Linked DNA regions of Homo sapiens: regions 1 and 2 are each linked to region 3. A link is a contact called in ENCODE Hi-C or POLR2A ChIA-PET data. All regions are on one chromosome and are shown on one strand. The core of a region is the stretch at or near the end of the contact, and the rest is flanking DNA. Distances in the headings are between cores, read along the strand shown.

Region 1 (3,318 bases), core at 629-3,128, 430 kb before region 3:
TGAATAACTGGTGGTCATTTGTTTTTAAAGGGAAGGGGAGTGTGAAATCACACACACACATCCACCCACACCAGCTTGCAAGTTCATTTAGTATCTCTGGAGAAAATATGAGAAACTCATACTAATGGTTACTTCTGGAGAGGGAAGGAAGAGTTATTTTTCCTGTCTACCCTTTTATACTGATACCCTTTTATACTGTCTGGAAATTTTATCAACTGATATAATAGCCATTCCAAGCAATAGATTAATGTAAAAATTAAAGAGAGAAAATGCCCCATCCCCTAAACAAGTTGAAACATATTCATATAATTTATTTGTAGATATATACCTCTATCCCATGGTTGTGAATTAGCCGTCATATGAGTATTTTAAATTTGTAGTCTATAAGCAGGCAACTTTTTAGCAATATGGGATTACATAGGATCATAGGTAATTGGAACCCTCAGCCAAATACTTGCTGATACACTACCTCTGAGTTTCTAAACAAGTGAGCAAGAAAGTCCTGTATTGAACTTCTAAGCCTCATACCTGTCAGGGACTGATAAGTACACATGGGCAGGTTCTTTGATATGTTTCCAAGTCCATTATCAGAGATAAGGAAGCTTAAGTGTAAATCTGTGATTTAACTACATTTCAAATTTGATGTGGAGCTACAGGAAGGATGCCAGAGAGAACCTGTGTGCTCCGAATACATCTGTTGCTCTAGCTCTTTAAAAGACTTTCTTTTCCCCACATAAAAGGAGCCCAAATGTTCTCTCTGCTATATAAGGCTATTTAACTGACCTAAGGGCTAACTCTTACTTTTTGGTGCTTCACAGATGACTAAGTGGTGGTATTATTTTAACCAGTAAAAATTCAGAAATCTAGGGTCAGGCTTGCAGCTGGCAGAACTTGTAAACAGTTAATGATTGAAAGGACTAATCAGCATCTTGAAAGGCAGCTCATGAGAAGCATAAGCAAAATGCTTAGGGGTGCCTGCAGATAGAGGACTGTGGCACTCTGTGGTGACAGTGAAGGAAAATGTGTTTGATGTCATCTTGTCACAGAGAAAGGCTATCTGTCAGACCTCAACTTAGCATGAGTTTTTCTTTTGTAAGTATGTAAGATATTTTCAGAAATGTTTTAGAAAAAAGATTGTTTTTTAAACCAAATTTTCAGTGTCTACTCGAAAAAAATGGTACACTTTTTTTTTTAATGAAGAATGTTGGATACCAAAATGTAAGAGATTTCTAATAAACAGCCCTTCTCAGTTGGTACAGACTTCAACACCTGGTCTAGAAGTTTTATACTATTGGGCATATGTGGGGTGTGGGAATTATTGTTTGTTTAGTATTTTTGCAAAAGCAGGCTTGGGTTTCTTTCTGATTCTTATTTAGGTTTGAGAGAGAACTGCCATAAGAAGGTTTTTGTTTTTAGCCAATTTTGACTTTTTCCCTTAATTTTTAAATTTCCTCATCTGAAATATGGCACAATAGGCCAGGCACAGTGGCTCACGCCTGTAATCCCAGCACTTTGGGAGGGTGAGGCAGGTGGATCAACTGAGGTCAGGAGTTCGAGACCAGCCTGGCAAACATGGTGAAACCCCTTCTCTACTAAAAATACAAAAATTAGCCGGGCGTGGTGGTGTGCCCCTGTAATCCCAGCTACTCAGGAGGCCGAGGCATGGGAATCACTTGAACCCAGGAGGTGGAGGTTTCAGTGAGCTGAGATGGCACCACTGCACTCCAGCCTGGGTGACAGAGTGAGACTGTGTCTCAAATAAGTAAATAAATAAATAAATAAATGAAATATGACACGTGACAATGAAACAGAATTGTCTTTATGAGATTTATGTCTTCTCTTAGCCAGAGATTAGCCAAGCATTTGTTCCTTAAAAATGAAAAGTCATGATGCCTGTGTAGTGAGCCATCTGCTGCTCAGCAGACTGCATAAGAGACTTGCCAGCCACTTCTGCTTTTATATTTATGAACTGACGTTCACTTCTTAGATGGTAGGAATTAATCCAGTGGGACTCTACTTTGAAAGTAAGTTTCTTATGGGAATTTACCTGCAGGCTTGGCAGGCGAACCCTTTGGGCAGAATAGTGACTCCCAAGCACCATGGCATGTTTGTTTTCGAGAGTTTTTGTGTCCCTCCTCTGGTTCTTCTTCCTGGGAGCACCACCTCCATGCTCATATGCATTGACATAGAAGTCCTTTCACCACTGAATGTAAAGAGCCAGCCTAAAAATGAGAAATTAATTTACCTTCGCCCCAGGGTAGCTTAGAGACAGCTTTTAAATTTTGATGTTAAAAAGCACTTGGAAAGACAGTTCATTTTGGAGCCTGCGGAAGGAATTACTTTAGTTAAGGGCTTAACGTAAACCTAAGTAGCAGACCATTAGGCAGAGGTCTACATTTGGCATTGAAACTTAAATTTCAATACTATAATGAAAATTTCCACCATAAAAGAGACTCGGGTGTCTGATTTTCATCGTTATGCAATTTTCAGCTCATAATCTCAGAATCCGTAAATGCCTTTAGGATCTAATTTGCAAAGAGAATTACGTATTGCAAGGAGCCATGTAAAGTATATAACTAGTTCTGTGGAAAGCAAAGCTGTGAGTGACATCTAATTAGGCTACAATATCAATGTGCTTTGGCTCTGGCACTCATCTGTCATTACTTTGAACAAGCCATTTGACCTTTATATTATATGTAGGGACCATACCTCTTCATTTGCCTGTTAGTTCTGTTGCCCTGGTATAAATTTAATTGCGCCTTTCTGCTTCAATGTGCTGGTTTGGGTGATAAGTTATATGATCACTCACTATATACAATCTAGAATAAATGATAACACTTCATCATATTAGTTTCCCAAGTGTCTTTTTCACTAAGTTGATCATCTGTGGACCAAGGACCATCTAGTTGGCCTCTCAGAATAGTGTTTGGCTTTTGTTTGCTACATAGTGCTTGTCAAATGAAGGAATCAGCTTCTCAGGCTGCATCACGAGCCTGTAGGATTTGGATCCGTGAAATGTATGTGAGATCACCAAGCATAATGCTCCCCAGTGAAAACAGGACTCATCGAATGCCAAGACGCTCAGTCATGGTTGATTACCAGACCACAGAAAACCTGGCAGAGCTGGCACGTCAGTAGCAGACACGTACATGTATTTGATATGCATGCTCACCCATAGCTGCCTTGGAGACAAGGTGCTGTCGGCAGACCAGAAGTTGGGAAAAATTTCTGATAGGCTTAGGATCTGGCTGGCACTGCTGTCAGGAATAACAATAATACTACAAAATATATTTATAGTGCTTTTCAGTTTTCAGAGCC
Region 2 (3,186 bases), core at 248-2,747, 340 kb before region 3:
TGCTAATCAGTGTACTGAGTTCTGAGTGTACATGAGCAATACAAAAGTAGGCCTTGGCTTTCAAGCACACACATCTATGGTGTCACGAACTTGGCTTGAGTGTGTGTTGACCCTTACAGCCCCTGCTAACATCCTAGAATTTTGGATTTGGAGTGTAAACAGTAAAGTTGCACTCATTTTCTTTAAAGATAGAATGCTAAAAACTATTATCAGTGGATTTTAGTGTTCTGGTTAGTTGGCCCTTTGTTGATCTTCATTATAATTGAGATTTTTCAGCTTTTTTCCAGACAATTGAACATCATTGATGATGTTAATTACTGTCTTTGAGGCAGATTTCGGCCCACATACCCATAATTGGCAGGGCAAACAAAGAATCCTTTTAGGATTATATTTAATGCAGTGCTTTATTCCCATGTTATAGATACAGAGCAGAATCTCTTATAAAACACCTCACTCTCCAGAAACTTCAGTATGTTCTAGATAAATTTGTACTCAGGGTACAAAGTAATGCTGAGACGTTTTCCCTGTGCTCCTAAAGGCCAAAAGATGGATCTGGCTAGAGCAAGGAGTGCTTGTGAAAAATGTTTTGTTCAGCTCTGTACTGTATATTTTTTGATAAACTGTTTTTTTAAAATGAATTCTTGGGACACATCAACTATGAAAGAGGTTGCAGCACATCCAGCCTTTCACCTGAGTCCCTGGCAGTTTTGTATATGAGAGGTGGTATATTAGCTTTCTGGTTCCTGTTTGCAATTTGATAGTGCGTTTTTTGGACTCTTTGCCACAAAGAGGTATGTAATCTGTGGCCTACTGTATTTGAGTAGGAAGCAGCTAAACTGTTCATGGCCCCCGGTCACAAAGATGATGCCATGTTTGATCTGTTCCATCACCCTGCTCTGACACACTGTATTTTTAAAACTTGAGATATGATTCACCCTTTCAAAGTGTAATTCAGTGGTTTTTAGTATATTCACAAAGTTGCGCAACCATCACCATCATCTAATTCCGGAACATTTTCATCACTTGAAAAAGAAACCTTGTACCCATTGCCAGTCACTCCCCATTCCGCTGCTTCCCTTTGCTTTTGGTAGCCACTAATCTACTTTCTCTCCTATGGATCTGCCTATTTTGAACACCTCATATAAATGGAATCACACATTATGTGGTCTTTTGTGACTGATTTTTTCTATTTAGCAATGTTTTCAAGGATCATCCGTGTCGTTGCATTTAATAGTACCTTATTCTTATTCATGGCTAAATAATATTCTATTGTATGCAGAGGCCACATTTTATTTATCCATTCATCAATTGATGAACATTTGGGTTGTTTTCACCTTTGACTATTGTGACTACAGTAATTCCCCCTCTATTTATGGGGGATACATCCCAAGACCCCCAGTGGATTCCTGAAACTGCAGATAGTACCAAACCCCATTGTGATAGTCTGTCTGGTAACCAAGATGGCTACTAACTGACTAATGGGTGAGTAGTGTATGTATAGCATGGATACACTGGACAAAGGGATGACTCATGTCCTGGACAGGACAGTGGGATTTCATCATGCTACTCAGAATGGTGCATGATGTCAAACTTTCAAATTGTTTATTTCTGGAATTTTAATATTTTCAGACTCTGTGGGTAACTGAAACTGTGAAAAGTGAAACCACAGATGAGGGGGACTACTGCAGTGCTGTTATGAACATTCATGCACAAGTTTTTGTGTGATTATATGTTTTCAGTTCTCTTGGGTATATATCTAGGAGTGGATTGCTGGATTATATGGTAACTCTGTGTTTAACTTTTTGAGGAAATGTTTTCTATGGTGGATGTACCATTTATATTCCCAGTAATGTATAGGGGTTCCAGTTTCTTAGTATTCTTGCCAATACTTGTTATCGTTCATCTTTTTACTTATAAATTTCCTAGTGGATGGTGACCCACTATATTTTGCTGGAAGAAATGTATAATCATCATATTTTCACATTTTCAGCCTTAAAGGCCTATTCAATACAAAAATAATCATTTTCTCTAAATCTTTATCTTTTACCTATTGAAGGCTATCATTGGAATAATTCAGTTATGTTATTTACTTGAACTTATAGGCTAATCATTGAAAATTCTTAATTATGACTTGAACTTTTGCCAGCTCTGAGGTGGATTTTATTGAAAATTTCAACCACATCTAAAAAAACTCATTATTTAGATGAAATTTAAAAATTATTTTAAATCACTTGACTATGTTCCCTTGCCCCAGACTATTTCCAGTGCCTCAGACAGTTAAATAATGTTATTGAAACAACTACAAACACAAGATTTTCAAAGTCATTACTAAACATTGCAGAAGAAATATTTGCTTCCTTGCTTTATAAGTCACCGTGGCCAGTGCCTTTGAAGATATTTTCAAATTGTTTACTGGCATTGTGCATTAAACTCTTTCTTCAGAGTAGGCTCTGTGAGCCAGAAAAATAGTAACCTTTTTCTTTGTTAATACTAAAATTTATGTTGACCGTATGATTCACAAACTTTTGACATTATGTTATCTCCTTGTGGTGGTTACATTATCCCTTTGAAGACAGATATTAATATTCTTCTTGTATATATGAAAAATATACTCAGAAAGATTAACAATTGCCCAAGGATTCACAACTAATAAGTTGCTCATGTAGGCTTTCGATTTCATTTCTCTTGATTTTTTTCCCTCACAGCTGTGAACCCCGTATATCTGAGACAGGTCTCAGTTAATTTAGAAAGATTTTTTTGCCAAGGCCTGTCATGACACAGCCTCAGCAGGTCCTGACCACATATGCCCAAGGTGGTCAGAATACAGTTTGGTTTTATACATTTTAGGGAGACATGAGACATCGATAAACACATGTAAGATGAACATTGGTTCAGTCTGGAAAAGGTGGGACAACTCCAAGTGGGGAGGGGGCTTCCAGGTCATAGGTAGATAAGAGACAAATGGTTGCATTCTTTTGAGTTTCTGATTAGCCTCTCCAAAGGAGGCAATCAGATATGCATTTATCTCTGTGAGCAGAGAGATGACTGATTAGAATGAGAGGCAGGTTTGCCCTAAGCAGTTCCCAGCTTGACTTTTCCCTTTAGCTTAGTGATTTTGGGGCCCCAATATTTATTTTCCTTTCTCACAGAACTCTCTTCTAAATGTAGAATGTTCTCTTAACAAAT
Region 3 (3,156 bases), core at 591-3,090:
ACTAAGTCAGTCAGGGGTTTATTCAACAGGCTTTAGGAATTCAGTCAAGAGCTAGGCAGACGAGGCTGGGCTCGGTGGCTCATGCCTGTAATCCCAGTACTTTGGGAGGCCGAGGCAGGCAGATCACGAGGTCAGTAGTTCGAGACCAGCCTGGCCAACATAGTGAAACCCCATCTCTATTAAAAATACAAAAAATTAGCTGGGCGTGGTGGTGGGCACCTGTAATCCCAGCTACTCGGGAGGCTAAGGCAGGAGAATTGCTTGAACCTGGGAGGGGGAGGTTGAAGTGAGCCGAGATCATGCCATTGCACTCCAGCCTGGGAGACAGTACAAGACTCTGTCTCAAAAAAAAAAAAAAAAAAAAAAGAGCTAGGCAGACAAGGCCCCCGACTTCAAGAGTTTACATTCTAATGGAGGAAACCAAAAATTAAGAAGAAGAAAAGATAATTTAGCCATGTTGAAAAAAACACCTGGTAACATGATATATGTGATAGTGACTGAAGGGTAGAAGGAACAACATAGATTTGGGTGCTCAAGGAAGGCCTGCGAGATGACTGTTGAAATGAAGCCCAAATGACAAAGGAAACCTGCCATATGAAGATCTGGACGAAGAGCATTCCAGGGAGAGGAAGAAGCAAATGCCCTAAGGGACAAGCTTGTTATGTTTGAGGAGCAGAAACAAGGCATGTTGGGTATTTGTGGAGTGGAATGAGGTATGAGGTAATTCAGACAGGAGGAGAGGCTAGATTCTGTATGGCATTGCTGGTATTAGTAAGGCATTACTTTTTCTTTTTCTTTTTTGAGACGGAGTCTTGCTGTCTTGCTGTGTCGCCCAGGCTGGAGTGCAGTGGCGCAATCTCGGCTCACTGCAACCTCTGCCTCCTAGGTTTAAGCAATTCCCCTGCCTCAGCCTCCTGAGTAGCTGGGACTACAGGCGTGCCACCACACCCAGCTAATTTTTTGTATTTTAGTAGAGACGGGGTTTCACCATGTTGGCCAGGTTGGTCTTGATCTCCTGACCTGGTGATCTGCCCGCCTTGGCTTCCCAAAGTGCTAGGATTACAGGTGTGAGCCACTGTGCCTGGCCAGGCATTTTTTTTCTTAAGTGTGATGGAAGATGGAGGGGTTAGGCAGGGGAGAATGGGTTGCCAGGAATCAAGAATAAAAGCAGGTCTGTTTTAGTAATCCAGGCAAGAGATGGAGGAAGCTTGGACTAGAAGAGCAGCCATGGATGTGGAGACATGTGGCTTGACCTGCTGATGGATTGGATATGAGGAAAAAGATGGGATGAACAAAAATTGTTAGAGGTGTGTATGTGAACTGGGGTGAAGGATGTTACCATTTACTTATTTGAGAAAGAATGGGAAAGAAATGGGTTTTTGGGGAAGAAACCCCCACAAAGTTCTGTTTTGTTTATGTCAAGTTTGAGATACTTATTGGACAATCATTTGAAGATATTAAGGTGGAGTCGGCTATACAAGCTTCAAGCTCAATGGAGATATCTAGGGCTGGAGAGGGAGTTGTGGTATTATAAGGGTAATGATGATGCTTAATTCCATGGTTCTGAATGAGATCACTGATGGAAAGTGTGTAGATCAAAAGTGGAAGGAAGGGAGGAGAACACCTGGAATATAGAATCATGTAATCTGTGCTGATTTATTTTATTTTAGGATCTGAATCATGCTGATTGTTTCTTCAATTCCTCACCATACCTTGCATTTGTACTTCTGAAGAGTCATATGTTTTTATTAGTTAGGCATTTGGTATAAAAATTGTTACTGTAAGCTATCTGTAATCACATTCTAGAAATCAGTTGGCGGGTAACAGATGCACATATGACCACAGGAAATGCCAAAAACCACTTCCCATGGTTGTTCCTCTTGCATGTACACATCTATTTTTAACACTCATGATTGTAAGGCAGAGCTCTTGTCACTTGAGGGAACTGTGTTTCCTCGTGGAGATCCAAGGCCACTGGACACAGAGAGTGGCATCCCATGGGCCAGCATTTACTGCTGCTGGTTTGTTAACAGAACTCCGACCTCATGGACATTTGGTTGCTTGATGGTTATGTGCTGGGAGTAGGGAATGGGAAGGTAAGTGGTTGCAGAAAAGCAATTCTATAGTTCTGAGGATTTCCTAACATGTCAAAATTTCTCAGAAAGCTTTGCTAATTTAGGACTTTTTGTCTAATTATCGGAAGTATTTACTCATCTCTTTCCTAAGAGCCTGTGCTCAGTCAGCTCTCTCCTAAGTGGAGTTGATTCTTTTCTAACATGTGATGGGTTTTGACTCAATAATGTGAGAGAGGAAACTTGAAGGTTCAAACCCTGACAGCTCCCTGCTGATGCACAGGAACTGTATTTACATGGCTCCCAAATACCCAATTGGAAAACTATTGCTTAACAGGTGGCTTGTACTAGCTACAAATAAACGGTTTATTTAAGGGGTCAAAATCAGCTATTTCAGCTTAGTGTCGTTGCTTTAAAGAAGGACTGTTTTCTAGCCAGAGGTCCTTGGCTTGAATCCAGCTTTAAAACTTACTTGTTCTATTACCATGGGAAAGTCACTTTTTTTTTTGTCTTTAGTTTCATCATCTGTAAAATGGGTATTATTGTCATAGCCACCCCAGAGTCCTATAAGGAGTGACATGTTGCTCTCTAAACCACAAAGTGTGAAATAAACTCTTAGATAGGAGAAATCCCATTTTTTCATTTTGTTCAGAAGAACTTTTGGAAGGGAGGCAAGATTGAGAAAAAAATATTCTCGTCTCCAGGGTTCTCCTGAGTTCATAAATTCTCAACCACAGGGGGACTGGGTTTTACTGGTCATGTCTCACCCTACCAGGCAGGATGTGGGTGAATATAAATCTATATCGTGGTGACTCAAAATGGCCCATTAAGAACTCGTTGGTCTTGGTCATATCAGATGAGGAAGCATTGAGCATCTTTTGGCCTGTGTCATACAAAACCATATTCCCTTTCATACTTCAGTGTTCTGTGCTTTATCTGACTCACTATCCCACACCTTTTCTAGTTCTACTTACAGGAGGTTTTAATGCTCCTTTCTTCAGAGTTAGACTCATGGAAGGAGTCAGTTAAACAATATTTATTGAATTTAAAATGCACAAATCATGGGTGCTAGCAATTACAATTT

What was found. A loop is a pair of places that touch in the nucleus more often than their neighbours do. ChIA-PET counts read pairs that join two places held with the same protein, here RNA polymerase II (POLR2A). Pooled maps may share reads with other maps.
Region 1: a loop to region 3 is called in a pooled map, with 2.7 times the contacts of the local background. The contact joins two enhancer-like sites. A Hi-C loop is called at or near these places in 2 of 37 single-sample maps with no recorded cell type and 9 of 50 pooled maps. POLR2A ChIA-PET finds 5 or more read pairs at or near these places in 1 of 52 experiments (GM10248).
Region 2: a pooled map shows a loop between it and region 3 (6-fold over the local background). The contact joins two enhancer-like sites. A Hi-C loop is called at or near these places in 6 of 50 pooled maps. POLR2A ChIA-PET finds 5 or more read pairs at or near these places in 2 of 52 experiments (OCI-LY7 and activated naive CD4-positive, alpha-beta T cell).

The regions. Positions count from the first base shown.
Region 1 is chr5:143,174,358-143,177,675 of GRCh38, forward strand. The region is part of intron 20 of ARHGAP26 (Rho GTPase activating protein 26); the gene reads left to right. Among named protein-coding and RNA genes, the nearest start is that of ARHGAP26-IT1, 16 kb to the right of the region's middle. Within about 2 kb of position 1,879, at least 9 of the 41 ENCODE cell types and tissues checked have a DNase peak (open chromatin) inside an H3K27ac peak, as active enhancers do.
Region 2 is chr5:143,261,019-143,264,204 of GRCh38, forward strand. No RefSeq gene overlaps it. Among named protein-coding and RNA genes, the nearest start is that of ARHGAP26-IT1, 70 kb to the left of the region's middle. Within about 2 kb of position 1,498, at least 6 of the 41 ENCODE cell types and tissues checked have a DNase peak (open chromatin) inside an H3K27ac peak, as active enhancers do.
Region 3 is chr5:143,603,636-143,606,791 of GRCh38, forward strand. No RefSeq gene overlaps it. Among named protein-coding and RNA genes, the nearest start is that of MIR5197, 75 kb to the right of the region's middle. Within about 2 kb of position 1,841, at least 7 of the 41 ENCODE cell types and tissues checked have a DNase peak (open chromatin) inside an H3K27ac peak, as active enhancers do.